Linked DNA regions of Mus musculus: region 2 is linked to region 1. Evidence: chromatin loops called from intact Hi-C (ENCODE). Cell type or tissue: left cerebral cortex. All regions are shown on one strand. Each heading gives the region's core, and the rest is flanking DNA. Links, peaks and the distances in the headings are about the cores only. Region 1 holds the start of Slmap (sarcolemma associated protein). Region 2 holds the start of Dennd6a (DENN/MADD domain containing 6A).

The links. Hi-C counts contacts between places; a loop is a spot of excess contacts. Peaks named below come from ENCODE experiments on the same cell type or tissue, not always from the same donor. Only the 100,000 strongest peaks of a DNase experiment are listed, where the experiment ranks them.
Region 2: a loop joins it to region 1, with 3.0 times the contacts of the local background. A loop is called at or near these places in 21 of 42 quality-filtered maps.

The regions. Positions count from the first base shown.
Region 1 is chr14:26,524,157-26,540,621 of GRCm38, reverse strand. Slmap (sarcolemma associated protein) reads left to right here and starts at 5,998. Exons shown (of 23, transcript NM_001310445.1): 1 at 5,998-7,294. The coding sequence starts at 7,097. In left cerebral cortex, for the core only: no CTCF peak of the experiment used is centred there; DNase peaks (open chromatin) are centred at 5,626, 6,727 and 7,085; H3K4me3 peaks cover 3,487 bases; H3K27ac peaks cover 1,111 bases.
Region 2 is chr14:26,575,846-26,592,310 of GRCm38, reverse strand. It overlaps Dennd6a (DENN/MADD domain containing 6A), which reads right to left and starts at 12,761. Exons shown (of 20, transcript NM_001134465.2): 1 at 12,449-12,761; 2 at 40-78. The coding sequence starts at 12,676. In left cerebral cortex, for the core only: a CTCF peak has its summit at 8,499; no DNase peak of the experiment used is centred there.

The sequences.
Region 1 (16,465 bases), core at 4,689-9,688:
TTCAGCAGTTAAGAGCACAGAAGATCTTGGATTCAGATCCCAGGACCCACATTAACCCCAGTTCCGTGGGGTCAGAAGCCCTCTTTTTGACATTCTTCAGGTACCAGGAACACAAGTGGTACACGCGCGCGCGCACACACACACACACACACACACACACACACACACATTTATAGATATAAATTAAACCAACAGATATTTATAAACATAAATTAAAAATAAATAAAGCTTTGAAAATACCTGTTTAGTAACCAAAAAGTGAATTTTGTAGATGACATCATCCCATTGCAGTATTGGAGGTTTGGAAATGTCTGCGTGGACAGTATTTCAAACCAGCAATCTGCTTAAGCAGTTATATAAAGCATTCCATAATTTATTATATTCAAAATAATTATTTGAAATTCAATTAGGTCATTATCAGTTTTGGAAGACTATATATTAACTGAATTTACAGTTGTTCCTGATCTATCTGACATGAGAACAATTCCCGTTTGGATGGCACTGTGTAGAGGTAAATTGTTAGCTGCTCTGTGCTCCTGGCAGGTGCGCACACAGCTCTGCGCCTGCCCAAGAGCTCTGGATTTAAGAATGAGAAGACATACTCACAATCCTTATATTTTAATATGCTTAACTTGCTCAGTGGCTGGGCACTTCCAACCTCCAAAACTAGCACATGCTCCCCTCGGTATTCGAGTTAACACTTTCTAAGTCTGTATTTCATCTTTGCTGCCATTTCCTTCTGAGCAGCCCTCCCCTGGGGCTGCTTTATCTGTGCACCTAGATTTTGGCCATCTTACCCTCCTTTTTCTTCACAGTGTAGTCCATTCTATGCTTCTCTTATGGCAGAATCCTTTCTTCTCCTCTTCTTTCTTTCTTTCTTTCTTTCTTTCTTTCTTTCTTTCTTTCTTTCTTTTTGTTTTTTTTTTTTTGATACAGGGTTTCTCTGTGTAGCCCTGGCTGGCCTCAAACTCAGAAATCCGCCTGCCTCTGCCTCTCAAGTGCTGGGATTAAAGGCATGCACAACCACTCCCGGCTGCCATTCCAGTTTCTTAAAACATGGTGTGTTTTTAACTCAATTAAAAATTTGTATGGATACCAAGTCATGGAAAGGAACACCCACATGGCCTACAATTCAAAATATCTCATGTATGAGAGTTCTTAATTTAAGCCTTTTCTGTTCCTGCCAAATAACCGTGGGTGAGGAGCGCCTTCAATGCATTTGGCATTTTCAGGGCTGTGTGTAGTAGGGTAAGATTCTTTACTCTGGCAGGTTATAGCAATTCTAAGCTTTTCTTGCTAGAAAGCTCTTCTATTTGTTTAACATTAATTCTGGGAGATAGTATAGTATTACTGAACATAAAGAGACATTTCTTTTTGCGCTTACATTTATGACTAAGATCTCTATATACAAACTAGAGATAAAACATCCTGCTCTTGGCTGTAGTGGAAGACTGGGAAAATTCCATTAGTAACAGTAATAAAACAACATTTTCAGAGAACCTACTGTTTTCCAGGCATTATGGTTGGTACTTTTTCTTGAATTATCTTATAAAAGATTCTGGGAAATATTATATACATTTTTTCCAAATGAGAAAACAGACTTAGAAGCTGAATAATTTACGATTGTGTTGGTAAATGGCTAAAATGTTTGATTCTGTAACTTTTTAAAAAATTATTTTACTTTGACCTTCTAGAAGGAAAACGAAAATGTTCTGAAATCTAATGTGCTGGGTACAAGTTCTCTGACTTCTGGCTTTTTCCTGTTCATTCTCGCCCCTTATTCTCCAGAAACACAGACCCCCTTCTAATTCCTCAAAGTCTTGTCTTCTCAAATCTCTAGCTGTAACTTGAATTTTTTTCTAATTCTATTTTTAATGATGGTTCTTAAACTCTTTAACTTCCCTTGTAGCCCACCACCCACCGGAGGTAGTGGAAAAGAAAAGACATAGGGGAAGTGAATCTATTTAGAAAGGTTCTTTGGAGCAACTCCTGTCTGTGTTGTCTGGAAATCGGCAGTTCATTTTACAGGTTAGCAGTGGCAGCTCAATCCACTTGCAAACATCTCAGGGATACACCGGCAGTCCAGTTAGCTACAGTTGGGTTAGCAACAGTGGTGGTATGACCTAGCAGAGACAGCTGGCCTCAGCCTTGGCTTGAGTCAGAAGGAGGGACCAACAGGATCACCAGGAGTTCTCGGCTGTGCCTCTCTCAGGGAAACAAAGATCAGTGAAGACACGAGACCCAGAAGCATTGCATAGTTAGCTGTACCAGAAAGCCAAGCTCTGTCTCTGTCACTCTGTGGAGTCCTATTTATACCCTCCAAACATCACTTGTCCTCCATGTGCCTTGCCTCAGCACCTGCATCCAGTTAACCTGAGTCCCCGGTAGCAGCAACAAACTGCAACACACCACCAGAAGGTTTTTTTGGTGTGTTTCCCTCTATGGAGTTGAGACAAATGGAGCTCAACTATACAATGGAAGGCGGACCAATACATGTGTGTTGTTAGCAAAGAATCGTTCATCACGTGCTTGCTTTAGCAGAACATCCACTCTCCCATGTCTGCTTCAGTGAAACATTCCTTCCTGAGTCTGCCTTAGCCTTTCACCTGTGTCCACTTCAGCTAAATGTTTCTTCAATGTGTTTGCTCCAGCAAAACACCATTTAATTGCCTTTCCAAAGAATCTTTAAGTTTCCACTTCATCTAGCCCTTTGCTCAGGATATTGTTTTGGCTTTTCTATGTCTGCCCCAATTCCTGAATCATGACACAGGGCTTGTTTTTATTTTCAATGCTTATGGCATTAGCTTAGGCTTGCTTCCCAAATACCTCTTAACTTATATTTACATGTGTATTCTGATCTAAGTTCTGCCACATAGTTGGTTACCTCTCCTCAGTTTCATATGTCTGACTTCCTCCTACATATTGGTGGCACATCTTCCTGAGCCTGAGTCTTTCCCAGAGTTCCTCTCTCTTTGCCAGGTATCCTGCCTTCCTATTCTTTTCTCTCCTGCTATATAGGCCATTCAGCTCTTCATTGACAGGTGATGCTTTTACATAGTGCACAAAGTGCACAAGAGATTATCCCTACAATCTCATTAGTACCAGATTAACTGACTTATTACAACATTTTGGTTTTATCTCTCTCTCTCTCTCTCTCTCTCTCTCTCTCTCTCTCCTCTTTTAGTTTTTTTTGAGATAGGGTTTCTCTGTATAGCCCTGGCTGTCCTGGAACTCACTCTGTAGACCAGGCTGGCCTTGAACTCAGAAATCTGCCTGCCTCTGCCTCCCAAATGCTGGGATTAGAGAGAGGCGTGTGCCACCACTGCCCGGTGGTTTTAATTTTCTATTTGTGCTACTAGGGTGCACCTAAGGCCATGCAAATGCCAGGTCACCATGCTGCTCCAGTTTACATTGTTCTTCTGTACTCTCAATACTTTTGAGTTATTCCAAATACTGCAAGGATCTTATTGTGTCTCCATCTAAACTGTAAGAAACTTTAGGGATTCATTTTTTCCACTCTCTTCTTCACTTTTGAAATTCCAGGTCATTTTACAGTTTCTCTCTCCTAGTGGGTAGTCAATTAAATGTTTGTTGAATGAACAAAAAAATGCATAAATAACTTTAAAATTCGTGCACACACCTCATTAGAGACAGGCATGCTCTACCACACCTGGTCTGTTTTATTGTTTTAAGGCTAAAAGTTATCAGAAGCAAAACATTTTCATCTTCTAATAATAAAACTCTTCAGTATATCTTTATTCTCTAGGTCAAAATGCCTGGGATACTGTAGTTATTCAATGTATTTGTTGAAATGATGAAGAACTGTAAAAACGTGTGAAAGGTCAGGTCTTGGACATTCATATTACCATGAATTTAAGCTTCAAGCATGAGCCCACGCATGCACACATACTCTAGCGTGACTTCATTTTTTATTTTTTAAAGATCTATTTATTTATTATCTGTAAGTACACTGTAGCTGTCTGCAGACACTCCAGAAGAGGGTGTCAGATTTTGTTATGGAGGGTTGCTGGAATTTGAATTCAGGACCTTCGGGAGAGTAGTTGGTGCTCTTAACTGCTGAGCTATCTCACCAGCCCCCCTAGTGTGACTTTATAATACATTACTTATTGTGTCCAAATTCACTTTGTGCTGCCCCTACTTTATCCTCTAATAACAAGCATGGTATTTTCATTCAGGCATTGAATATTTACTTAGCCTTTGTGCCAGGCACATGAGTGTATTCCTTTAAAAGCTTCATTTCACTACTTAATGTCCCTCTTCCTGGCAATTTAGAAAAACCATTCAACAAATACTGTATTTATTATAGTCCTTCAACCTTTCTTCATTCAGTTTTTGTGACTTCTCCTTGGAGGATGTCCCTGCCTCCCTCCCTTTAGAAGAGCTCTGAATATATCAGAGTCTTTGCCTTATTTTGTTCCTTCAGTTTCAAACCCACTACACTGGTTCTATAACCAGAGGGCAGAGACTAAGGCTGTGCTCATCTGTGTCACTTAGACACAGCATAGCATTACAGAAGCAATGAAATGAATACTGTTAATGTGGTTTGACACCACAAAGCCTCTCTGCAAGGGGGTTGTGTCTTGTCATTATGTTATAGAAGAGAAAAAGTATCCTAAAGAAGTTTAAAGCCATGTCCAACGTTTCTCAGGGAAGTCTGTGGTCACAGGAATCTCAAGAATGAAGTCAACACTGATTTGAAGAGATTAAGATTCTCTACAGTCTTTCCTAAGGTTTTCTTTCAGCTCGAGCCACGGTTTTTTCTTCTTTGGAACAATGACTCCATACATACTGGTCTTTCTCCTCGCAATTCCCAGGCTTAACACAGACTTCAGGATTGTTGGTTGGGTTATTCTCTGTATTTTCCTATTAGTAACTTTCGACCTTGACCCCTCTTTGGAAACGTGTTTTAAAACTTTCTGGTCTCAAGTAGGGTGTGGTGGCGCACACCTTTAATCCCAACACGCTGGAGGCAGTGGCAGGTAGATTTCTGAGTTGTAGGCCAGCTTGATCTACTTAAAGGGCTCCTGGACAGCCAGAGAAACCCTGTCACTAACCCTACCATTACCCCAACAAAATCCTCCCCCACTCCAAAAAACCCCCCACAACTTTCTGTTCTCCACGTTAGAACCCACGAAGGAGTTCTGAGAAACATAGTCGCATCAGTGAAAAGGACAGGAATTTGGGATGGAATTCATAAAGCCCGGTGAATTAGCAGAGGGAGGAAAGTCCTTCAGGTGTCATTAAGTCTAGGGACTTGTGGAATTTGGTCATCTGTAGAGCAGTGGTGAGTGACTCAGTTGCCCACAGCTACGATGACTGCTAATGAGTATGTCCTTTGCATGGAATTATTCTCCGCACGTGTTAGTATTTTCAGTGAGAACTGTAGTAAACACACTTAGTACACGTAGGTACTTGTAGGTACTTTCTTATTCATATGTTGCCGCTGTGTGTGCTTTTGAAACATTCAACCCCTCAAAGTTTCTCTTGCCCTTAACCAAAATGGCCCTTAAGGTTGTCTGGAGCTTTGAAGCTTCTGGCCCTTAACAAAGATGGCGCCAGGGGTCATGTTAAAAATAAGCTTGCCTTCTTCCCTGCCAGTGACAAACATGGCTTCCACGGCGTCAATCACATGATACCCCCTATCTACGGCACGGGAGCCGGCGGAGGAGGGCCCTTGAAAAGGGTGCGCGTTCCCGTGGCGGTGCACCCGGTAGGTTTCAGTCAGAGTCACTATGGCGGCCAACGCTGGCAAGGTAAGCTGAGGCGGCGGCGGAGGTGGTGGCGGCGGTGGCGGCAAGGGAGGAAGGAGCCGACGTTCCGTCCTGGCTCCGGAATCCCGTAGCCTGAGCAAGGAGAGGTCGCCCGAGGTCGGAGGCAGCGGCCGGGGACTGGCGGGGGCTGGCTGAAGGGGGCGAGGGCTGAGGCGAGCGGGCGCCGGTCCCTGACTGCCGTTTGTTTTGGTGTCTCCCCGCCTAGGTCGGAAAGTTTCCTGCCTCGTCCGCCACCGCCTGAGCTTGCCGCACTGGCTGCGAGTGGAGGAGGCTGCGGCGGACCCAGCCCCGGCCTCCAGGCCTCTCCCTCCACCTCCGGGCCAGCCTCCCTCCCCCACCCCGTCGTCCTGCGGGAGCCGCCAGTCCCTGCGATGCGACCCTCGCGAGGACGCTCCTGAGGGGAGGTGGCCCATGTGCTGAGCAGCAGAGCCCGAGAGCTCCGAGAAACCAACTTCCCGCCGGCCCGCCCGTCGGCCCGCTCGCCCGCCCGGTCGCCCGAGCCTCCCCGGGGTAGCTCCTCGCTCTGTCCGCACCGGCCTGCAGAGCCGGGTCCCCGCCCTGGTCGCGGGGACACCCGTCAGGTGCCCGGGACTCGCGACCCAGACGCCGCCCGTGCCCCGGCAGCCCTCCCACGCCTCCAGCCCGGGATCGCAGCCTCGGCTCACGCTGGGCCGGGGACCCCTGCCACTCCCGGGCGGCCTCGGCGCAGCAGGGCAATGCAGCCCGGCCCGCTGGCCCTCTAGTCCTCCTCGTCCGTCCCCGCACCTCTTCTCAGCCCCGAGGCCCCGCGGTGGCTGCCCGGAGGTCCTCCGCGCCTCTTCCTTGAGCCCCGAAGGACCTTCCTGGCTGCGCGAGTCAACCCTCTTCATGCTGCAGTGCTGCACCGTTTCCGCTACCGAAGGGGACAAGCGGCCGGGATCTCAAACAAAACACAAGAACTGGTGTGTGACTCATCTGCTCGGATACCTCCTGTCCCCAAACTGTCTTCCAGGAGTTTTCTTGGCCGAAGCTGCCCAATGTTTGAGCCTTTTCTTCCTAGGGAAGATGGACTGAAAGCTGCTAGTTGGGGACTTTTTTTGGTCAAGGTGCCTCTGTATTTTAAAGGAGGTGATGGGGCTTGCGCTGGCTTGTCCTCCTGCCCAATTGAAGAGTTGTTGATGTTCACTGGTTATGCTTAGACAATGCGCAGTTTGTTTTAATTTAAAAATTTTGGGGGGTTAGGGGGTGTAGGCTTGAGAAGAGCATTCCGAACCTGGAGGAGCTCCTCATTGTCCCTGGTCCAGACACCCCCCAGCCTGTCCTCGATGCCGTCAGCCTTGGCCATCTTCACTTGCCGCCCGAACTCGCACCCGTTTCAGGAGCGTCATGTCTACCTGGACGAGCCCATCAAGATCGGCCGCTCGGTGGCACGCTGTCGACCAGCGCAGAATAATGCCACCTTTGATTGCAAAGTGCTGTCAAGGAACCATGCCCTCGTCTGGTTTGATCACAAGACGAGCAAGGTAATGTCGCTATAGTGTTTGACAGTCTTTCCTTTCCTTTCCTTTCCTTTCCTTTCCTTTCCTTTCCTTTCCTTTCCCTTCACCTTCTCTGAGAGGTGTAATGTATGCAACGATCTCAGGGTTTCTTCCCAGAGGACACTTTTCTGCGAGGCCTCGGAATCAGCTTTTTGTGTGTGTCTGAATTCTAGTGGAAATGGAATCGAAGTGGTTGAATGAAAAACAGAGAAGGTATTGTTACTAAATGTCTCGGCAGGGCGATGGCTTCTTGATAAACTTGGTCATTCCCAGTGAAATCCCAAACCCTAATTCGTTTAGGAAAGGTAGATAGTGAAACTTGACCTCTGACTTTCAGTCCTTTTAGAAGGGTGAATCTGCAGGTCGGTGCTTGATTAAGCAAGCAGTGGTTCCCAGAGCAATGCCGGAATTTGTGGCCTCTGTTACATCGAGGCTCAAGTGTCTATGGTGAAATGTAGTTAACACATGGCTTGTAGTTGAATTCAACTCAGGACCTTGTCTGGTAGGATAACTGGAGTGCAAAGTTACTGTTTGTAACGATTGATACTTACTTGCCCCGATGAAATAATTTGTAAATATTAAAGGCAATTTAATTAAGCTAGAGTAAGTAACTACATCTTTGGAGTTCTGTTTGCAAGTTGGATCAACAGAAATCTATTGCTCTTGAAAGTCACTTCTCAATTTCTTTGGTAGATAATGTGTAATTATATGATGATATGCAAAAATTAGTATTAATAAGTTAGCTTATTTTTAGATTATATCCAATATTGTCTAATACACACACACACACACACACACACACACACACACACACATATATTTTAAAGACAGGGACCAACTGGCCTGGAACTCACTCTGTAGATCAGGCTGGCCTCAAACTCAGAGATTTCCCTGCCTCTGCCTCCCAAGTGCTGGAATTAAAGCTCACCATGCTGGGCCTTGCTTTTAATTTTTAATCCAATTTACCTTGTTTATCTTGGCACTGTACTTTGCTAGTTACTTATTTTAAAATAAAAAGGATCTTTTTAGTTTTTCAAGAATTTGCACGAATGGAGAATATTTTAAAGAACTCTTCTTTGGGCCTAAACCTAAGGCTTTCGTTGAACTACTGAAATAATTCCAACTCAAACTAAGTTACATAAGACTAATAGGACTGTCTCCAGTTTTGTCTCTTGACTTTTCGCCCCCTCTTTCTGAGTGACATGAGTAAGTCTTTTTTTTTTTTTTTTTTTTTAAGAGAAGAATTTGTCTTCAAGAGTGGTGTTTTGAAATGAAAGAAACTTGAGCCTTTAGAGGAAGAAAGTAATGCTAGGGCAGCTACTGAATTAAGGAATTACTAAGTAAATGCTATCTAAAAAAAAAAAAAAGGAAGGAAAGATCCCCAAGTGCTGTGTGCTTGCATAGTGGTTATAACCTATTCTGTGTGTAGGATGAAAACTGAAAAGTGTGTTAACTTTTTCTGAGTTACACCAGAGGCTCTTTAACCCATAAGAGAGACACTTTTCTCTTCCCTGAAAGCTAACATTTGGATGATTCGTGGATGACCTGTGATTCTTTGTAAATGACTCTGGAGTTCGTTATTGAATTCCAGTATTAGTTGGCTGCTAGTGACTAAATACAGTCAACTTTTACATTTTTACATTTTTGTGTGCTTGGGAAACAGGTCCAGCCGAATCAGATGACAGATTTGCTTACAGCACGTGCTTTGCCCACTGCAGTTCTTAGTTGAAAACTCGTGCCTGGTGCAGTGGCTCTCCCCTGTAAGCCTGTCTCTCAGAAGGCAGGAAGAAGGCATCATGTTCGAGGCTAGCCCAGTTTGCTTAATGAGCTTAAGATCACCAGCTCAGGTATATAACGAAGCTCTGTCTCAGAAACTCAGGATGAAGAGAGGATCTGCAGAGTTCTCACGGTAGACTTAGTTTATTTCTCCCTCTTTTACTTTTTTTCCTTTTGTGTCATTGGCTAAAATAGCACTAAGGGCTTGACGGTATATTTTGTGTAATTATTATTATACCACCTAATTTAGTTTAAACAGTTTCAATCTGTTAGGTTTTCCCTTTGTGATCAAATTATTTTAGGAATTAATTTTAAAGTATTGGCTTAGACAGACAGGTTTTTTTATTGAGCATGTATTCTGGGCCAGATCCTGGGAGATAACAAAGAAAACCAAATCAGTTTGTCCAAATACTATTTATTGCTTTGTGTGTGAAGTTTTAAGAGCTCTCCTGTGTCAGGCTCATGACAGCCGCCCCCCACCAGACCTAATATATATTCCTTGAAATTTATGATGCATAAAAATGCAAGAATCCACTCATAGGTATCATCTCAGGAAAGATTGTTTTAAAACACTACTAAGCCTGAGTTTTCTTTTCTTTTCTTTCTTTTCTTTTTTTCAAGACAGGGTTTCTCTGTGTAGCCCTGGCTGTCCTGGAACTCACTTTGTACTGTAGCCTAGGCTGACCTTGAACTCAGAAATCCACCTGCCTCTGCCTCCCAAGTGCTGAGATTAAAGGCCTGTGCCACCTCTGCCCAGCCGGAGTTTTCTTATCTGTGGATAGTATTGCCTTCTTAAAGTTTTTATTTTTGGGATAAAAAGAAATTTTGGGCTCGTCTGCACTAAACACTAGTTCTGCCACTGAGCCATGCTCACTGCCCCCTTTGCTGTCTTGGGATTCAGACTATTTATGCAAATCACATAGTACCCGGTGCTTGGCACGTGTTAAAGCTCAGGATTTCGTACAAGGGTGTTCGTGGGGAAGCATGAGCCAACATCAGCGCCCTTTGAACTGCTGTGTGCTGTGGCGTCTTGGGAAAGCAGTACTTTTTTTTTCCTTTTTAGACAGGAGCTCCTGTATGCTGAGCTCACTTCACACTCAGTACAGGCCCAGAGAGTGGGGACTCAGGCCTCTACATCCAGTTTTATTAGTGTTGAGGACTGAACCCAGGACTTTGTACAGGCTAAGAAAGCACTCTACCAACTGAGCTACATCCCAAGTCCAGAAATTGTTAAATACAATGACAGCTATAGAAGAAATGTTAAAAATAGAAGGTAGTGAAGTTGGTAACTTTGTTCCAATAGGCATTTTGCCTTGGAGGGAACAACTGGAGTAATGTGTCCTTTGTTTGACTTTGTTGGAGACCTGTTTTGTAGTTGCCATTATGAAGGCCTAGTAAAAGCTGGAATAAGTAATGAATACTTGAAGCATGTGTTGGAATTTTGAGACATGGTCCAGAGAAGACCCTGTGTCCATGACTGCTTGAGGCAGGACTCTTTCTTCAGCACTCTCAGTGTTAGAGTTGCAGGCCTTGGCCACTCGTTACTTGAAAATTTAGTTATTCAGCTCATAGATGTTCAGTTTAGAAACTGGCCAAGTGCAGGGAAGTAGAAATCTAGACAACACTTTCAGGAGCTTGGCTGTCGGTCTAGTACAAGAAATAACAAGCCATGGGTGGGCTTCTCTGTGGGACTTGCAGGGATATGTAGGTGATGCCTTTTAATGTTGAATTCATGAGCAGTGAGTGACTCCCCCCTCCCCGCCCCCACTGTGGTGTTGACTGTTTTACAGTTCATCCGAAGGGGTGTTAACAACCATCTTGTTTGCCTTTGTGTGTCTTCCTTCACTCTTCAGTTTTTATAGCCCAGAGTGGTACTTCAGTTGAGCCACTGAGCAAGTAAATCTGTCTATATGGTAGGCATACTGAGGGATTATGAGTGGACATATTGGATGGCCTTGTTAGTGAGTTCCAGAGAGTTTTGGATAGAGAGCACGTTAACAGCCAAAATCACCATTTAAGAAAAGTAATGCAATCTTTTTTTTTTTTCCCCCCCGGAGACAGGGTTTCTCTGTGCAGTCTTGGCTGTGCTAGAACTCACTGTGTAGACCAGGCTGGCCTGGAACTCACTGTGTAGACCAGGCTGGCCTGGAACTCACTGTGTAGACCAGGCTGGCCTGGAACTCACAAATCCACCTGTCTCTGCCTCCCAAGTGCTGGGACTAAAGGCGTGCGCCACCACTTCCCAGCACAATCTTGTGTCTGATAGAGGCCTGGAGCCAAGAAAGTACAGCTTACCTTGTGCGTTATGTCTAATGTTCTTACCTTGTGCGTCATGTCTAATGTTCTTCTCCTAAATGGTTTCCATCAGTGCTTTTCAACCTGTGGGTCCCAACCTCTTTGGATCACACATCAGCTATCCTCATATCAGATATTTATATTACGATTCATAACGATTATGAAGTAGCAATGAAATAATTTTATAGATGGGGGTCACCACCACATGAGGAACTGTATTAAGGGTCACAGCATGAGGAAGGTTGAGAGCCACTTCTTTCCATGCTAGCTTGATCCTCACCTCTGCCGTCTGTGATTATTTTTCCCTCACGAATATGAGGAAACTGAGGGGAGGTAGATTAGGTTTGCATTCCTGAGTTCACATTGCCAATAAAGAATAGAGCCATGATTTCGGCCCAGCTCTTTTGGTTCTTGACTTGATATATACAGGGCCAAGCTCATAAACGCTGCCATCCCAAGACTGTGACATTTTAAACAGGATGTGATTTTGTTAAGTGCAAACACCAGGTTGACAGTAGAAATGAAAATGATTAAATGTCCAGAAGCAAAACCAGCAGTCTGGTATATTAGATTAAATTGTCCAGTAGGATTTCTATAACAAGTGAAAACTTTAGGAAAGTTTCACAGATAACTTAGTTCCTGAATGAAATGTAAATGCAGCTAGACTGAAGGGCTTAGAAAAAGGCAGAGTGTGTGGAAGCTGACTCAAGGAAAGGGGTGTGGGTGGGAGGGATTGCTTAAGAAGAGGCATAGAAACAGGAGGTCTGTCTGTGCTCCAGTGTCATCGCAAGGAAGCCATTGAGGAAGAAAGCCAGGTTGTTTCTTTCCTTGACATGTCTAAACGTGACTGCTAAGATCCTGGACTCAGCCTTTGAGATAATGGCAGATTATATGTTCATTGCTTTTTATTTTGTATGTATATTTGTTTTAGCAGATTTCTAGGTTTTCTTTTTGTTAACAGAAGCAAGAAGTTCTTTGAGAAATGTTATAGTTTTGTGAGAAAGTGGTTTGTCTGATAAGTTATATTTAAAGTACATTAATTTAAATATGTATAGGAAGCCAGGTTGTGTTACCAAACTACAAACTACTGTATTTCCTTTCATGTTACTTTTTACAATATCGGAAAGTTGATGAAATATTTAATCTAATATATTGGGTTTTTAAAAATACAGCTTAGGCAGAGGAGAACTGGCCCTGTCTCTCTCCTGGGCAGAGTAGAAGAGCTGATCCTGGTGTTGTGGGTGCAGGGGAGCTGGTAGGCTGACTAACTCATCCAGGCCCAGTTTCCTGGCTTTGAGTTGGCCCACCGTAACGTCTACCTCATCTATGTTCTGTTGGAGTGTGTGAAGGGGTTGGTCCTACAGAACCAAAGCTGCAGGATCTCTATGACACGGGGCAAGAGGAGAAGAGTCCCAGTGAAGATCCAGTATTGATAGTGTACAGAGGCCACTTGATTGGCCTCAGACCAGACCAATGACTCACTGCAGTGAACATTTGATAGTAAAAGATGTGTGGACAGAGGGGTATGCTGTGGGACACACCACAGCTTCCACAGTGAGATTTTTTTTTTAAAAAAAGTTTTATTTTTTGTTTTCTTTTGTGGGGGAGGTTGCAGAGGTAGAAGGTGGATATGGAGGAAGAGGGAGATGGTGGGTTCAGGGTACATGATGTAAATTCAGAAGGAATCGGTAAAAAGTCAGAAACCATATGGCTTAGGGCTTGGAGCGATAATGGCTCAGCGATTAAGAATACTCACTGACTGCTCTTCCAAAGGACCCAGGTGTGATTCCCAGCATCCACATAGTGGCTTACAACTATCTTTAAGGCCAGACCCAGGGGATCCAACATTCTTTTCTGTTCTTTGTAGTCACTGCACACACACGTGATACACATAATACAAGAGGGCAAAGACCTGAAAAATAATAGTTTACATATTCTTAATCATCCCATCCCATTTTGTTATTTGACTTTACTCCTTAAATTCATTAATTTCTTATTTTGAGATGGGGTCTCACTAATATAGTGAGCTACTATGGCTATTATGTCATGGAACTTATTTTATAGATCAGGCTGGTCTTGAACTCAGAGATTCCCCCTACCTCTTCCTAGTGAATGAGGAGAGTACCACACCTGGATTTAAATTCACTCTTAACCTTCTTGGGCTCCTATTTGGTTTTCTTAAATGGTGTTTGTGTTAGTCTAAGATCCATTCTGTAGTAAGTACGGAGTACAAGGTTCATCATTTAAGGTTTAAGTAGAAAGATTATGAGGTTGGTTTTTTTTTGGAAATGGATGCTTTGGAGACAAGGTCTTGTTATTTATATAGCTAAAGCTAGCCAGAACCCGTTATCTAGCCCAGTCTGTCCTTAATCTCTCTAGTCTAGTGCTTAGACTATAAGTGTGCGCTGCTTGATTTGCCATCAGATTGGTTCTTAGTGGCAGTTACTTTATATTTGAATCAAAAATAATATGGCTGGCTGGGATATAGCTCCATGGGAGAATGCATGCCTAGCATACATGAGACCCTGCCTGGTTCCATTCCCAGAATTTCCAAAGGAAAAAAGGGTGTGTCTTGGGGGTGGTGGTAAGAAGGGTGACATTTTATTCTAAGAATTTTCTGGGATCCATGCTTTTTTTTCTCCCCCCTCTGGGTGTTACAGGTAGACAACACTCTTGCTCAATTTTTTTTTTGATTGTTGTTCCATTAATTATTTGTAGTATTAAAATCTTTCACTCCTACCTCCCATTTCTTTTTCCCTTCATCTCAAATTTGCTACACCAGGGCCTATGACAGTGCTCACTGTTCCTTTTAAAAAACAAGTGCCCTTTCTGCTTTTTTGTCTCCCAGAATGACCTTCCTCTTTTATCCTGAGGCTTAGTTCCGGGGAGAAACTTCTCCTGCCTCTCTGATGAATGGATGGCTTCTTTCTCTTTACTCCTGTAGAACTTTGTCTATAACTTCATTTTGGGACACAGACAACAAAATGAGTGTAATGCAAATGCTCTATTGCCCTGCCAGATGTGCGCTCTTGAGAACCGAGAGTAGGCACTGTATAAACGTTTGAATGATTGAACTGTGAACAATCCAACAATCTGTGTTTCTATAAACCCTTGATGGGTTGAAGGGCAAAGGGTCATTCAAGTTAGTTTCCAATGTGAGTTTTGGACTTAATTACCAACATGTACTCTTTGTACAAATCATTACTTACTGAGAACTTTCAATATGCATATTTTGCTAAGTATTTTGCACTTTTATATAAACATGTGTTTGGTGATAATAATTTTGAACTGGTATATTTATAGCCACTCTTTGACAAAATAATACTTTATTAGGGGAGTGTATTTCTAAATATTGATAATATAATCTGTATAGCAAGTTTAGTAAGCAAGCAGAGCTGTTGCAGTCTGACATTTTCTTTCTTTCTTTTTAAACCCATGGATTAAAAAAGCCAAAGTACTAGGCATTTACTCGGAACTTCTTATGTACTTAACAGTTGTAATAAAACTGCATCTTTTGCTGCTGCTGCTGCCTCCTCCTCCTTTTCCTCCTCCTCCTCCTTTTCTTTTTTTAAATTTCATCTTGATTTTATTCAGACAGGGTCTCACTGTGTAGCCCTGGCTGTCCTAGAGCTGACTGTGTAGACCAGGCTGACTTTGAACTCACATTGGTTCACCTACCTCTGTCTCCTGTGTTCTGGGACTAAAAGTGTGCACTACCACACTTGGCTAAGTCTTTTGCTATTAAAAGGTAATTTAAGCTTTCATTTTGTGGCATATAACTAAAAGTTTGTTACAATTTTTAACAAAGGAAGAAGTCCAGTGATGTTTCTCTTAGTTGGCTGATTTTTTTTTTTTCCTCTAAACTTACCTCTGCTATTCCTAATGTTTTTTCTTAGATACTTTTTAGGTGCATGTTGCAGATGAATAACGTAGTCTTCAATTATTATTATTTTTTTTCTTGGTTTTTGAGGCAGGGTTTCTAGGTAAACCTTGGCTGTTCTGGAACTTGTTCTGTAGAGCAGGCTGGCCTTGAATTCATAGAGATCCTCTGCCTCTGCATCCCAAATTCTGGGACTAAAGTCACATACTACCACTGCCCGTCCTGGACAGACTTTTAAGTTCAGTACTGGAGACGAAGCCTACCTCTCCTAAAGCCGTTCTCAGGAGGTGCTATACCACTCACCTATCTAGTAACAGTTTTTAAATTTATTTTTATTTTGTTTTTACCATACAAAACAATGAACTTCATAATGACATTTTTCATATATGCATGTAATTCTACTTTGCTCTATCTATACCTCTACTGCCAACGCCCACGGGTCTCCTTCTCCCATTTTCACCATACAGTTTTTATACTTGAAAGAGAGGGTGTGGTGTATGCCTGAAATCCAGTGCTCCAGACACTTGAGACAAAAAGATGACAAGTTAAGGCAAGCCTGGGCTACATGGCGTTGGAGAGTGTTACGCACCTAGTTCAGAGGAAGAGCACAGGGCCTTGGTACAATCTCCAGGGCATGCACACACTTGGAGAGAGAGGAGGGAGATGGAGACACACGCACGTGATGTGCGCTAACACGCGTAAGTTAAAAAGGAGGCTTTATGGTGGCGCTTGGAAAGTGAGGTTTTGGTGATTAGTATTGCATTCTTTGTCTAACCTATACTTTGTGGTAGATTTTAACTTTAAACATGAATAAACTTAGTACATTAGATTTTCATAATACTTTCATGCTTGTAGTTTTATTTGCATGTGTTACTACTTCTTTGACCTGATCCAGCCAGACAAGAGTTTTCAATGTGGGGAGGCTCAAGTCTTTCTGTATTTTTAGTTATCCAAATAGTAGGAATATGCTCTCATAAAAGCTGAAGCAGTATGGAAGCATACCTTCATATCTTCTACCTTCGAAGTAGCTCTTAGTTTGGTGTATATATATTTTTTTTATTGCATTCGTCCACTTGGATAGATCAGTAAACTTTCTTTCTAAACAAGTGTGAGCATGTGTGCGTGTGCATGTGTGCGTGTGCGTGTGTGTGTACGTGTGTGTATGTGTGCGTGTGTGCGTGTGTGTGTGTGTGTGTGTATGTGTG
Region 2 (16,465 bases), core at 5,418-10,417, 51 kb before region 1:
GACAGACAGACAGACAGACAGACAGACGTGCTTACTTACTTCTTTATCAGTAAGTTTGGAATGCTGAGGATATATCACCTGGAAGAAAGAAGTTAAGTTACGTTAGCATATAGTGGGTATGCCGAAAATTCTAGTTGGCTATGGCCAAAAAGTTTTTTAGAAATCATAGTTAAGGCTGTGGTGTCATCTGTAGTCACAGATACTTGTAAAGCTATATCAAGAGACTACCTTGAGTCCCATAGTTCAAGGCCAGCCCAGAAAACATGGTGAAACTCTAAAAAATAAAATAATTTTTTTTTAGTAATAAAACAAGAAGTTAAGAGAACTAAGTAGAAGTTACATTAGCTTTAAAGATTACATCAAAATTAGCTCTAAGACTGGGGAAACCTAAACTTATTCCCTTTTTCTGTTTGAAACTTAAAATCTAAAGAAAACATGAATCTATATTTTCAACTCATACTTGTTCAAGATATAATACTTTCCAGGTGATTACATGAGTACTATACGTCAAATACTTAGAGGAAAATGGCAAGGAAACATTTACCTAAAATTTTAAAAATTTCTACCATACAGCCTATGGTAACCACCCCTACCTGCCCCCATTCCTTTAAATAACTGTCTTTTCCCTGCACCTGCAGTGACCACAGAATCCTCTGAGGGAAAACAGCTGCCTATCAGCCTCTGTAATGGAAGCAGCTCTGGGCCAAAGCAGCTCCTGCCAGAGTCAGCAACAGCCAGCAGAGGTCTAAGGCATCCTCCTGCAGACCAGTCCACTCCCCCAAGTGGCTAAAAAGTAGGTCTAGCAGGGTGTGGTGGCAAGAGTTTATAATCTCAGCACACATGAGCTGAGGCAGGAAGATCACCATGGGTCTGAGATTAGCCTGGGCAGCACAGTGTGAATTTCAGGACAGCCTGGGCTACAACACAACTCTTGTCTCAAAAACATTCTAAAAAGAAAAGAAAACCACCTGTCTCTCCTCAAGAAAGTAAGTACTCAATACTTTTTAAACATGGCTTTTGTTGTTGTTGTTGTCTTGGAGGAGAGGGGTTATTTGTTGTTGCTGTTGCTGCTGTTGTTGCAAGTTTTGGAGGAGCGGGGTTATTTGTTGTTGCTGTTGATGGTGTTGGTGTTGGAGGAGAGGGGTTATGTGTTGTTGTTGTTGCTGTTGGTGGTGTTGGAGGAGAGGGGTTATTTGTTGTTGTTGTTGCTGTTGGTGGTGTTGGAGGAGAGGGGTTATTTGTTGTTGTTGTTGCTGTTGGTGGTGGTGGTGTTGGAGGAAAGGGGTTATTTGTTGTTGTTGCTGTTGGTGGTGTTGGAGGAGAGGGGTTATTTGGTGTTGTTGCTGGTGTTGGTGTTGGAGGAGAGGGGTTATTTGTTGTTGTTGTTGTTGCTGTTGGTGGTGGTGGTGTTGGAGGAGAGGGGTTATTTGGTGGTGGTGGTGGTGGTGGTGTTGGAGGAGAGGGGTTATTTGTTGTTGGTGGTGGTGGTTATTTGTTGGTGGTGGTGGTGGTGTTGGAGGAGAGGGGTTATTTGTTGTTGTTGCTGGTGTTGGTGTTGGTGTTGGAAGAGAGGGGTTATTTGTTGTTGTTGCTGGTGTTGGTGTTGGTGTTGGAAAAGAGGGGTTATTTGTTGTTGTTGCTGGTGTTGGTGTTGGTGTTGGAGGAGAGGGGTTATTTGTTGTTGTTGCTGGTGTTGGTGGTGGTGTTGGTGTTGGAGGAGAGGGGTTATTTGCTTTCTCTTTTGCTACAGAATCTCCTATATCCCACACCAAGCTGAGACTGAGAGACAGGCAAATGTCTGCATGGCTTGTAATTTAATATTTCCTATATAATGAGCATTATGATTGAAAAGTCTGCAAACTTTTCAGTTTGAAGTAGTTTATAATTTAGTTTTTGTTGTTTTGTTTTGTTTAAGACCATTTTTCACTGTGTAGTCAAGGATGGTCTTGAATCCCTGATCTTCTGGTCTGTTTCCCAAGTGCTGGAATCACAGATGTGAACTACTAAACCTGTTTTTTGTTTTTGTTGTTACTGTTGCTATTGTTTGGGGTTTTTTTTGTTTTGTTTTGTTTTTTAAGAACTTGGGGGCTTTGTTTTGTTTTAGGTTTATTTGTTCTTTGAGAGAGGATTTTATGTAGCCCAAGGTAGCCTCAAACTGAAAGCAACCCTCCAGTCTCAACCTTCCAAGTGATAGGATTATAGCTGTATATCATGACACTGCCTTTCTTTAATTCTTATTGGTTAAATCCTTATTGTCTGTATCATGCCATATACTTTATATTTTGAAATTACAGAGTTGGGAGTAAAGCTTTTATTTAGCATGCTTAAGATCCTGGGTTCAATTCCCCAGTACCACTGTAACATTTAACAGCAAAATGTGCTTGCTTTAAAGTATATTAGGGGGAAATTCCAGCACTAAAGATTCAAAATGGGGCAGGAAGTATAGAATGTTTTCCTAGCACTAATGGAACTGGGAGTTTGATCCCCAGAGCCACATAAACTTGGCACAGTGGCACAAGCTTTTAATTCTAGAGACAAGAGGATCAGATCAGAAGTTCAAGGTCAAGATCTTCCTTGGTAACAAGAGTTCAGGAGCATCTTGAGATACTTGAGACCTTGTCTCAAAACGGGAGGAGGGTCATGAATACAGCACTCAGTCACAAGTGTAGGATAAAGCATTCTGTTAAAGAAAAACATTAGCAATGCGAATGTGACCAGAAATTATGGGAATTCAGAAAACAATGGCTTCATATTGTTTAGCACTTTCTTCTAATATCATAAGCACTTTTCTCCTCTAACTCTGAGACAGAGCTCAAACTGACTTGTTTTCAAATGTCAAATTTCTTCAGTGCTCTTTGCTTCCAACAAAACTCCACCACCACCACCACCCGCCACCCACCCCCCACCCCGTAGCTGGAGTAGAGCTCAGCATTGAGCACCACACACACATGGTCCTGAGCACTCGCCACACACACCTGGTCCTGGGTTCCAAGCTTAGCTTCAAATAGCAATTATGTGAATACATTTAAAACGTATCCCATTGATAATGTGATAGTTTACTGTGCTCTCTTCTAATAACTTTCTACCTGCTGTTCATATGTTACATTATTTTAATCAATGTAAGGAGAAAGGTGGCAAAAACCTAACTCTTTACAGCACCGCTTATCTCATCAATGGAACTGTGCTTTGGACTATAGATTTTGAAATAGCATTCATCAATAAATTGTTTTCATATCTTGGTCTGCTGGCACAGGTCTACAATCAGAACTACTTGAGAAGCTAAGGCAGGAAAAGTTAAGTTTCAGACTAGCCTCGACTACAGAGAGTTCAAGGCTGGCCTGGACGATTGAGTGAGACATGTCTCAAGGTGAGAAGAGAGCTGGAATGGAGCTGGAGAGGTACAGTGTTTGCCTACCATTAACTGAGGGCAACATAAGCAAACTGAATGTTGTTTTCTCATGCCAGCTTGAACTAGGTTTTTGTCACTTTTAACAACAAAAACAAAAAACAATCACGGTTCAATTTTCCCCAAGTGGGAATTCATAAGAGAACTGCCTCACTTAATTTACCCCTCTGTCTTTACACTTAAGATAGTCTCTAGCCCAGAGGAGAGACTTAAAAACCAAAAAGCAGCTTTGCTTCATCCGAGGATACCCTCTCAAATTAGTTCTATCCAACCAGTAGTATTTAATATGTAATACTTTTTATGTGTACCTAAGTCTCCCTTTCTCATGTTGAGATTATTTTAGTTGTACTTTTAAAAGCAGAGATAACATCTAAAAGCCATTACTAAATGTTCTATTTAAGTCATAGTTTAAGTCTCAGTAAAAGCTGGAGGAACTGGTATGGGCCTGTAATCCCAGCATTTGAAGAAAAGCTCAGGAATGAGGATTCTGGGGTCAGACTGGACCATTCGGAGGCTCCAAGGCAACCTGCACAACACTGTGAGGTTGTCTCAAAACTGGGATGTTTCCTGGCAGCTCAGTGGGTCAGGAGCTTGTTGGACTCAGTCATACTGGCAAGAGTGGCCTAGGACAACTTATCGTTAGCAACTCTACAGTTAGTTTTACTAACTATTCTTTCAATGCTTACCTCTTACACACACACACACACACACACACACACATACACTACACAAACAAATAAAACTTTAAAAAAATAAAGTGCAGGAGAGCATCAAGGGCTCTGTTGACTGTAACAGAGTCTTCAGAGCTACAATAAAGAAAGGAGGTGTGACTACACAGCAAGACAAAGATAATTAAGGCCTAAGTATAACAACAACAAAAAAATATTTTTCAGAAAAAAAATCATTCACATATCTATGAACTGTCTCATTTTATTTACCACTTTGTCTTTATACAGAAAGAATGTGTGTAATAGACATTACTTCCCAAGTCAAGAAGTGTTTTAAACAAACTATCTCTACAAAAGTAGATGTATCTGCTATGACCCTGCACAGCTACTTTCAGTGTGAAGACTGTGGTCTCTGAAGAAAGATAATTAAGAGCATGAGTTACTGGCAGTATCACATGCACACTCAGGTAAAAAAAAAAGGGGGGGGGGGGCTGGAGCTATAACTAAGACCGTGATATAGTCCTGTCTACCAAGCTATCATGTGGAACATCCTAGAGTCAACCCTAGTAGCATCAAACAAACCGAAATTTAAAAAGTCAACAGCTAAAAAGCACACAAAGACAACATCATTAGTCATAAGGAAAATACAAATGAAAGCAAGATAAAAGATCCCTGCTCCCATTTGGATATTCCAAAGAACAGATAGAGAGTGGCAAGGACAGGAAAAACTGGAATCCTTTTATGTTGCTGGTAGAAACATTTTGGTAGTTTTTTTTTTTTTTTTTTTTTAAAGCTGTATCACATATACCATATATGGCCAAGTCACTTTATCTCTATAACACAAACAAAAGCAGGAAAAAGATATTCATGTGAAAACTAGTGCAAGAGTACTCTGCTGCACTCACAATAGCCACACAGAAACACTTTCTCCAGAATGCTGAGTAGATAAACAAACTGTGGCATGAGCAAACACATGTTACACTACTCAGCCATAAAAGAAGAGCTGCCAGTGTCCAATCTCCAGCTGCATGCCTCACCCCAGGAAGGCAATGAGTACAGCCCAACACCAATGCTAAACTTACTTAAGACATTCTGAGATACTTTTGTGTAACTTGGTTCTGTAGTTCTCAAGCTTGACCTTTGTAGATGACAATGAGGTATTGCAATATCAAAAGGCTGGGCACACACCTGACAGATGAAACCTGAAAACATGTGAAGTGAAAGCAGACGGAAAGACCATATGTATGATTTCATTCATGTAAAATGTACACAGGAAGCAAATCCAAAATTGAACACAGACTTGTGGCTGCCGAAGGCTGAGACAAAAGGCTGTTAGTAGAACTGGTTTTCTTTTAGAAGTGATGAAATGTTCTACAACTGGATTAGTGGTATGAGGTGTGTGATTTAGGAAAATACTAAAAAATCACTGAACTGCGATTCTAATTAGAGTGATCATACATTATGCAAATACCTGAGCTAAAACAAGCAAAACTCCTAACCGTCTATGCCTGGGCACAGCTAATAATTCACCTTAAAGTCAAAAAGTGCAAATTATGGCCTTTCTCCCAGTGACCTCAAGCCCCTCCCTCCCAGTATACCCATCGCTAAACATTTTTCTTTCAAGGAAAAAAATTATTCATGTATTTTGTTTGTTTGTTTTGAGACAGTCTCACTGTATAGCCCTGGCTAGCTGGAAACTCACTATGTAGACTGAGCTGGCCTTCAACTCACTGAGATCTACCTTCCTCTGTGTGAGATTAGGACTAAAGGTGTACGTCACTATGCCCAAACTAGCTATTCACATGCCTTCAGCCTAAATTATATTGTATCACACCCTTCTATTTTACTGAAGATCATAACATTTCTGTATAAAGTCTATTCACTAAGCTGAAATATGCTTTGGATTTTCCTGCAAACCTTTTGGCCATGCTTAGGAACCACTTAACTTATTTTGATTTTGCTTATCATATTCTATCCAAGACATGAAACAGGTGATCTTTCTTCTTTTCCATGGTTTTTCTTAAATGAATATGCACATAATTTTTATTATGTAAGGTAAAGAATTTAATTTTTCAAGTTTTAAAAGATTCAAAATCTCATCTGACATTGGAAAATTTTTACTTAGTCTATAGAAAGCTTACTGTATGCTCTTATCAACTCTTTCATTAAATAATAATGAAAAGTTAAATAATAGTCTCACCTCATCACCTCACAGAGAACAAGGCACAGGAGCCTGTGCCTGTGATCTCAGTATTTACGAGACAGAAACAAGATGATCACTTGATCTCAGGCTTCTGACACGGACCTCAGCAACACAGCAAGAGCTCAACTGTTTGGGAGGGGTGTGTGTGTGTGAGAGAGAGAGAGAATGAGAGAGAGAGAGAGAGAGAAAGAAAGAGAGGGAGACGGAGACGGAGACAGAGACAGAGACAGAGACAGAGACAGGATCTCCTGTAGCCCAAGCTGACTTCAAACCCAGTAGGTAGCTAACTCCAAACCCTCCTGCCTTCACCTAAATGCTGGAAAAGCCAGATACCACCATGCCTGGTACAACAATCCATCTCTTTTAAAAAGATACTTACACAGGGATAGATAGCTCCCTGCTTACAAGAACTTGCTGCTCTTCCAAAGGACCCGAGTTTGATTTCCAGCAGCCATGCAACCATGTCAGGTGCCTCCCAATCACTTATAACCCAATTCCTGGGGGATCTGTACCCTGAGGCACCTCAGGTACTCAATATATTCACATACATACACACAGTATTAAAAATATTAAAAGTACTTTTAAAAAATTAAAAAGGTACCTGATCGAGTCTGCTGTTTGCATGTGGTTTGTATGTATCCACATAAATTTCCTATGTAGGAAGCTTGGTCCCAGTGCAGTGTTGCGCTAGTGGCCTAGAAAGGAATAAATGATGGTCTCAAGGACGTTAGTCCTAGACAGGACTGTTAATTTTTTTTTAATTTTAAAAAGGAACTACCCCCTACCCCAGGGTCTGGCTTTCCTTCTCACCATGTGACTCCTTTACGTTCTCACTGTAATTCCACCTCCTAAGGTCACAGAGCCAGGCCCTTGATAATAGATGTTACTGCCATACTACTGGACAATTAAGACTGTGAGTTAGGGCTGGAGAGATGGCTCAGTGGTTAGGAGCACTGACTGCTCTTCCAAAAGTCCTGAGTTCAATTCCCAGCAACCACATAGTGACTCACAACCATCTGCAATGGGATCTGATGCCTTCTGGTGTGTCTGAAAAGAGTGATAGTGTACTCACATACATTAAATAAATAAATAAATCTTTAAAAAAAAAAAAAGACTGTGAGCTAAATAAACTTCTTTTCTTTATATATCACCCAGTGTCCAGTATTTTATCATTACAGAAAACATACTAATACAGAGTTCTCTGAACATGACAGGCGATAAGCAAGCTTACTATTATGTATGCCCTTTCCAAACAGCCTCAATGTTCCTATTTAATAGATAGCAACAAGACTTTAACACTACTGCCCTCAAAATTGATCCTATCGCACCTAAAGGGACTCCTATTAACTGATTAAATCAGAAATGTAAAGCTCTAAAGACCTAAAGGCCACTCACTTTTTATTTATTTATTTATTTGTTTTAATTTTAAGCTTTTGAAGCATTTGATTTTGAGTTTACGGGTTAGAACTATTCAGAGTGTCTTACTTAGCACTGCTGTGTAAGGCGATACCTTGAGGAAGGCAGACGTCACTAACTTAGGAATCTCACTTTCGGTTATCACTGGCATTTCAAAGGTCTGCACTGCTTCCAATTTCTCTGAGTAGCTTCAGTTTTCACTCAAGATAGCTGGAATATTAGAGCAAATCAAACTTTTGGAACCAAAGGAATCAAAATCCTAGCTTACTAAAACTTTATGATTTGGGGTAAGTTGGTTACATTTTGGTGTCCTTATTTTAAAATAAAAAAGATTTCTAGAAAAATCAATGCTGCCCAAAACATCGTTTTGTCTCAAATATTATTCTAAATGCTTTTCCAACACTAATTACCTCACAAAGCAATGGTGTCAGACTACTGTGATCCCACAAAGAAAGCAATGTGTGGCTCAAACTCCTATGTGCTTAGTTTTGCTGTTGCTCCCTCTCTGAGGGCAGGTTGTCCTAGTGTAGCCTTGGCTGGCCTGGGAATCCCCTGTAGGCCAGGCTGGCCATGGCTGCCCTCTGCCTCTTCAGTGCTGGGTCTACAGGTCTGCAGCACCATACCCTGCACAGACAGGTCTCTCATTGGTACTCCACACTCTTTGGTAACTTAAAGAGGCTCTAGTTCTATATTTTGTTTTCTTTTGTTTGTTCTGTTTTGCTTTTTAAAGAACGCTAACATCCCTCCATGCCTTCAACTAGATATTCATTAGGATCTCATCTTTTGTCACATGACTCTCTAAGTGCTGACTCTGCATTTTTAAGAAACAAATACATAGCCCAGTGGTGGTGGTGTGATTGTACATGCCTTTTTTTTTTTTTTTTTTTTTTTGGTTTTTCGAGACAGGGTTTCTCTGTATAGCCCTGGTTGTCCTGGAACTTACTTTGTAGACCAGGCTGGCCTCGAACTCAGAAATCCGCCTGCCTCTGCCTCCTGAGTGCTGGGGTTAAAGGCGTGCGCCACCATTGCCTGGCTTGTACATGCCCTTACTTCCAGCACTAAGGAGACAGGAGGTGAGCTCTGAGCTAGAGGCCAGCCTGCTCTACAAAGTGAGTTACAGGACAGCCAGGGCTACACAGAGAAACCCTGTCTTGAAAACAACAAAACAAAATGAAAAAAGGAGCAAATATATAGGCTCTGAGGCCTAGCAGAGAGCCCTGAGTCCTGATGCTGAGATGGGGAAAGCTGGGAGCCTCCAGAACTGTGTTGTCCTGTCTGTGTGACTGCTAGTTGGCAATCCTGCTTCTGAGCCTCCCTGGTTGTACTTTACAGACACAGGGCTGGAGCCACTATATATGTCACTCCCAACACAAATCTACCTTTCTAATTCCATGCTAACTGCTACTCCTGTACAGTTCCAACACAGGTGCAGCTTCAAAAAAATTACACACACACACATACATGGAGTGACCCTGTTTGAATGTTAACTGCCTGTCAGCCATAAGTGCTTAAGTCTTGGCCTTAGTGGAAAAGTACTAGCTTAGTTGAGTTTTCTGTGGGAAAAGTTGAGGCCTCTGTAGGAAAATACTACCCCCAGTTAAGAACAAATAGCTATAGATCTTGTGGACAGGTGCCTAGCAACCCGTTCTGTTCTGTTTCTCTTGCTGAATTTTTTACCTAGCCAATATCCTGCTTTTGGGAACAGGTGCGTTTCCCCAGAAACAAAGCAATTCTGCGTCATCCCCCTCCCCATATCCTGCTTCTATGGGTATACAACCTGCCCATTTTCCAAGAGAGTTCAAACTCTTCTTCTTCTTTTTGAAAGTTCAGGAAAAAAAAAAAAAAAAAAGCTAAGAACTACTTCGTAAAGATACTGCTATGAAATGGCAATTATGGAAAAATAAAATTTGTCAGCTTGATCAGAATTTTTTGACTTGCTGTCCGTTCTCTGTGTTTCCTGTTCCCCTTCTCTCCACAGGTGGTTTCTCAGACCCTGTTCAACTGTGCTGCGGGTCAGGACATAAAAAAATATATATATACATATATATATATACACACACACACATATATATATACACATATACATATATATACATATAGAGAGAGAGAGTGCGCAAAATATAACTTCAACTGTTTTCATATATTTGTTCCTGCTTTATGTTCACTTAAAAAGGCAAAACACTGTGAGACAGAAGACAGATCTCTTGAGTTTGAAGCCAGCTTGGTTTACATATTGCCTTCTCTCAAGAATGAAAGCCAAGGGCCAGTGAGATGGCTCAGCTGTTTAGAGAAAAGAAATTTGCTGCTGCTAAGCCTTCAGGCCTGAGATGGTTCACAGGCCTCACAAGGTGAAAGGAGAGAACAGACTCCTATTCTGTCCCTTACTCTACTGTGTGCACAGTGGCATGCATGCATATGCACCCCACATAAAGATAAGCAAAACAAAATTGCTCTGTCCCAAACATGGTAGCACGTAACCACTAGCTAATCCCAGCACTAGGTGGTGGAGTGGTGAGGGGTGTAGCCTGAGACAGGTAAACTGCTGTGAGTTTAAGGCCAGCCTGGGCTACATGTACTCGAGGAGAGTGAGATCCAGTCTCAAAGCCAGATCATTGACATCTTACTGTGTTTACCATTCCTTAGCTCCGTTATGAAGGGACCTTCCTCTCTTCTCCTTACTTTAAGGCAGTGATCCTTAATCCAGACAGAGACGACGACAACACCTCCACGGATCAGTGCAAACAGCCTAGCTAGCAACACAAGTTTGTCCTACTCATTTTCCAAGAGAGTTCAAACTCTTCTTCTTTTGTTTTTGAAAGTTCAGGAAGAAAAAAAAAAAAAAAAAAAGCTAAGAACTACTTCGTAAAGATACTGCTCTGAAATGGCAATTATGGGAAATAAAATTTCATATATAACCTTTAGTGATTATTTTTCATCACCTCAACTCTGTCAAGATATGCCACTTATTTAAAAAAGAAAATACTCATGTTAAAAGCAATGTTCCAAACGATGAGATTACAAAAACCGATCAATGGGGCTAGAGAGATGGCTCACTGGGTAAGAACACTCGATGCTCTTCCAGAGGACGCAACTTCAGTGGCAGCTCTCAACCGTCTGCAACTCCTGTTCAGAGGCCCTGATGCCTCCTCTGACCTCCAGGAATGAGTGTGGAGCATGGACACACAGACAAGCAAAATAGCCACACACAAATAAATCTTTTTTTTTTTTAAAGGTGACCAAATATGACAGCTTCTGCTTACCGATTAAGTTTTATTTTGCTACACATAAAATTTCAGTTTATCATTAAATAACGAGCATAATATATTGTTTTGAGGGGCTGGAGAGATGGCTCAGCTGTTAAGAGCACTTGCTGCTCTTCCAGAGGATGTGAGTTCAGTTCCCAGCACCTACATGACCAGAAGGATTGCAGACTGAGTGGATCTAACCCCCTTTTCCAGCCTACACAAGCACAAGGTACAAATTCTCTTACATGCAGAGATGAAGGCAAAACATTCATACACATTATATAAATAAACAAATCTTTAAAAATAAATGTCTTCAATCTTTGGAGATTGTTATTCCTGTCTCAAATAAAATACAGAATCACTTTACATACTAACTCCCTCTATCAACAAACGTTTAATGAATACTGTATCAGGCAATAAATTTGATCCTATTGACTAAATAGATTAATTCTTAGATCCCCACCTTATTGTCTCAATTCATAAATGCAAATGAGAACATCCTTTTATGTGTATGTCCACTAACTTGTATGGTGCCTAGATCTTAATAAAAACTCAATATTTAAATGAACTATGTAACGATACAAAAGACAAAGATGCAGCAGTTTCTCGTTTGGAACAACCAGACCAACCAAATCAGAATAAGATTAGAATCTTTCACCGATGCCAAAAGAACAATAACAAAATACCAAAAACTTCGGGACATACACCTTTCTAATGCCTTTCTAGTAACTTTTCACTTGGATAAATAAGACAAATCTTTTATGCTAACAAACAACAACAAAAAAAAAAGATGCAAAGTGATGGCAAAAATGAGTGAGATTCAAAGGTCTTTTAGGTAAGATGTTATGATATCTAACAGATTTATAAGCCAACAATTTTTCCACTGACATTAGGTTTCTGGGAATTGTCACAGAATCAGTATTAAGAAACAGCAGGGGTCGGGAGAGGGGTGTGGGGACAGCTTGCCTAGTTTTCAGAAGGCCTTGAATTCTGTTTGCAATGCTAGGGAGAGACTTGGAGGGAATGGGAACCCAACGACATTTCACAGAGAAATGGGGAACAGAGAAAAGGGAGAGAATGCATGCTAAGCATTTTGACTTGGACTCAGTGGACCGATCTACGAGTTAGCGCAATTGACAATACAGTCAGTCAGCCCACATGATTGGACGTGCACGTTTGGCTACTGTAATTCACATATGTCAGGGGGTATTGTTCCTTTCTTGAAAGTTCCAAGCAAACATCCTGTCTGCTGTAGGCTTTTCTGGGTGCCACTACCCTCCAGTTATCGCTGGTTTTTTGTTTTGTTTTTTTAAAGAGGAACATCAACAAGTATTTAGGAGGGGCCTACAAAGAACTTTTCACCCCTAGCCGCAGCCCACGATCCTCCCACCGAAGGGTCGAGAAGCACCGCCCAGCTGAGCCGCGCAGGGGCTGCGAGCCACGCCCGGATGAGCAGCGGCCAGGACCCGGCCGCCCAAGGGTGGAGACACAGGGTGCGGCTCGGCCTCACCTCCACCGCCTGGCCCAGCTCCAGGTCGAAGCCCACCACACACACGCAGTGTAGCCAGGCCGAGAAGCCGTCCCAGCGCAGCAGGCCCCGGCGGCCATCGTCCTCCTCCTCGTCCTCCAGCGCGACTCCCGCCGCCGCAAGGGCCGCCGCCTCGCGCCCCTCAGCCCCGGCCTCGTCCAACGACCCGCGGGAACCGGGCCCAAAGACCGCCGGGCCCGGCAGAGCCATCCGCCACCCCCTAGGCGCTTGAGCCGCCTCCGCTGCGGACCGCGCCGCAGAGCGCGCAGGCCTCCGCGCACGCGCACCGAGTGCTGCCGCTGCCGCAGCCGCTCCGGACTCCCGGAATAGGGGCGCGGCCACGAGGCACGTGACCCTGGGAGCGGGGGGTTCAGTGGTTTCCCTACAAGCCGCGGCTATCTCTGCTGCTCGCTCAGACTGGCCTGCTGGTTTTACAGTTCTCTAAACTCAAACAGTGGCTCAGGAATCGTCATCTCAGATCCACAACAATACAGCAATGAATTATTCTTGGAACGACCCAGTTCATTATTAAAGTGTTACTAAAACATAGTGGTTAACAGTAGTTTAATTAAACTTTTACTCTGTGACAGTTGATATGCTAAGTTCAAATACACCTATTAACTCTTATTAAACATATCATTATGGTGAACACTATTGTTTGTTAAGTGTTGGGTAGGACTTTCTTTTCTTTTTTAGCTATGCCTTACATAGTCCCAACTGGCCTCTAGCTCATGGTACTCCTACCACAGCTACCCAAGATTCTGGGTTTAGTGGCATGGGCCACCACCTCTGGCTAATTTGTCTTCACAGATAAGGGAACTGAAGTTCGGAGAGGCTTCGTGACTAGCCCAGCAAGTATAAGAACTCTAAGGCAAGCCTGTGTTCACTCCTGCAGTCCCCTGATAGAGATGTGTACTTTAACTCTCCGAATACCCTCCCTACCAAGGCAGCTCCCATCTTTATTGGTCTGGCGGACTCTCTCAACTCTTACGCATATGCAGACTTTCTTGGAATCTCGGGTTGGTCAGTCACCTTTGGACCATGCTATCTGAACACTGGAGGAAGGGCCTGGTTTCAAGCTACCTTTGTTAAGAAGTCAAGACAGCTCTAGGCTGGGCACTCAAGAAACATCTGCCCTGGTGAATTGCTATTGATTATTGGCATAGCATGATACGACTAAGTAGGATTTTTTTTTCAGCACCTGCTAGGATTTATTCATCAAAAGTAATTAGAGCCGGGCGTGGTGGCACATGTCTTTAATCCCAGCACTCGGGAGGCAGAAGCAGGCAGATTTCTGAGTTCGAGGCCAGCCTGGTCTACAAAGTGAGTTCCAGGACAGCCAGGGCTATACAGAGAAACCCTGTCTCAAAAAACAAAACAAAACAAAAAAAAAAGTAATTAGAAAACGTGGTAATACCCAATAGGAAAGTGTGTAAAAGATGATAGATAACATACAATGGATTTATCAAAACCCATTCCCATGCCTTTCCACGGCCTCAAAAGGCAGTGATATTACTGTTTCTATTTTACATAGAACAAAGCTGGGGCTCCAACTGATGGCTCAGTGGTTAGGAGCGCTTGCTGCTCTTGCAAAGGACCAGGTTCAATTCTCAACACCCACATGGTGGTTTGTAACTCCAGTTCCAGGGGATCTAATGTCCTCTTCTCATCACCAAGAGCACCAGGAGTGTGTGTGGTGCACAGACATGAATGCAAGCAAACAACATTAAAACACATAAAAATTCTTGACCATCAAGAAATGATCCATCTCTTGATGGTCAAGTATTCTCAAACTTGAGTAGTAATGAATGCTGAAGACTTTCTTAAAGATGTATTTATCATTTTTCTTTTATATATATGAGTGTTTTGCCTATATGTATGTATGTATGCATATATGTGTATGTATGTATGTATGTATGTATGTATGTATGGGTACTGAAGTGGAGTTTGGTTTGCACAGAGGCCAGAAGAGGGTGCCAGATCCTCTGGAGTTAAAGATGGTTGTAAACTCCACGATGGTGCTGAGAACCAAACCTTACTTACTCTTCTACAAGATCAACAAGTGTTCTTAACTGCTGAGCCACCTATCTCTCTAGTCCCACCTGGAAAGTTTGGATAGCATAGAATTAACTGGGGACAACATTTAAATTAGAAACTGTCCTTGCCTAAAACAACCTGCCTGTGACAAAGAACCAGTACAGTTCAGAAAGAAAAACATAACCTGTATTCAAGTAAGGTTCTAAACCTACTGTTCAGAAAAAAACAGTACTGTTTAGTATTAGAAAGGACAGTGAGCTAGAAATGAAAAAATCTGGTATCCAGCTTTAGCTCCATATATTATCATGATAGACAAACAGCTCCTGGAACTATTTTCTGGATTGGTGAAAGGTAATTGCTAACCTGACTTATTGTCAAGAAGAGAAAAGTGTTCCCAATCCAGACACTTTACTATATGCTATTTTATTATTAATGATAAATAAACTTTAATGAGCAGCTGTTCCACAGTGCTGGACCCTTGGCCTGTGGATACAAATTACCATTCTTTGCAATACTATCTTTGTTGTTGTTGTTGTTGTTGTTTATTCGTTTGAGACAGGGCTTCTTGGTACAGTCCTGGCTGTTCTGGAACAAGCTCTGTAGATCAGGCTGTCCTTGAACTCAGAGATCTGCCTCCAGACTGCTGGGATTAAAGCCATGATCTACCACTCCTGGCTGACATACTACCTTATATAATCTTTGGTTAAGCAGAAAGAAATGGTAACCTTTGTAGAGTTTGTCATTAGAGCCTTTAAATCTGAAAGGATCTTGAGCAAGGTCGTTTCTCCACACTTTCCATCCTATATGTGAATATTCTGGTGCTGGCTCAGCCAATCCCACACATGCAGTGGCTCTTAAGCATAAGAACTGCTCTTTTCTGCGTGTTCATGAGGGCTAGGAAAGCCTTCCTCTTGTGGAGTCCAGCTTTTAGAGACGATAGCCCATGGATTGTTTCAAAAGAGCCATCCTACATCCTCATGTCTAGCTTCCTGGGTAAACTACCCCAAATTTGTCCGTCTTTCTTCAAAGGATTCTAGCAGTTAATCATGGAGTCACCCAACCTGGGTAAACTTGGAGTTGTTGAATCAGTTTTAAGACATAGAAGGAAGCACCATTCTCTAGGTGTGAGCTAGCCCCAGCAAAGTGAACCTTTGGACTCTTCCCTTTCTTACACTGGCCAGTAGCCTTCTGTTAATGCCACTTCAGATCATATTTGCTTGGCTTGGCAGCCAGGTCACAGCCCTGGCTCAGGTTATGCATCCTGTCCTCTGAAGCCCTAGGTGGTAGGCTTCTCGTTGTTGTTTTTCCCATGTGAGAGGCACTTAAGACAGGGTCGGCTGCTTGAGCCAAAAAACCCTAACTGAATGCCTGGCTTTGCTGCTCTTCCAGTATTACCAAGAACACTGAGCACAAGATTAAAATCATTCCAGACTTCCCTACTCACCCCTAACCAAACTCCTGGTATTTAAGCAATTTTTATAGCTTTAACAACAACAAAAGTGTGAACATGAGACAGGGTGTGAGTTGCAATGTCGTATTTTGGAGCTTAATTTTTACCAAAAGAACCTGAAGGAAGACTAAATGCCCTATGCATTCACTTACCTGGGTGACCAGTAGATTTCCTTCTTGCTTTTCAATTAAATACACTTGAGCATAAATAGCTATAGGCCAGTGGCAAGCAAATAGAAGAAATAGGGCCATCCATAAAGTTCAAGGATAGAACACTCATTTATGAGGTTCAATTTCCAGGAACAACAAACAAACAAACAAACAAAAACCACCCAAAACAAACCCAAACCAGCCAACCAACTAACCAAAGTCAACCTGGACATTGTGGATCTACTTGGGAGGTGGAGGCAGGAGCATCAGAAATTCAAGGTCATCCTTGGCTACATAGAAAGTTTGGGGCCATCCTGGGCTACATCCTGGCCATCCTCTCAAAACAATAACAACAAAAGCAAA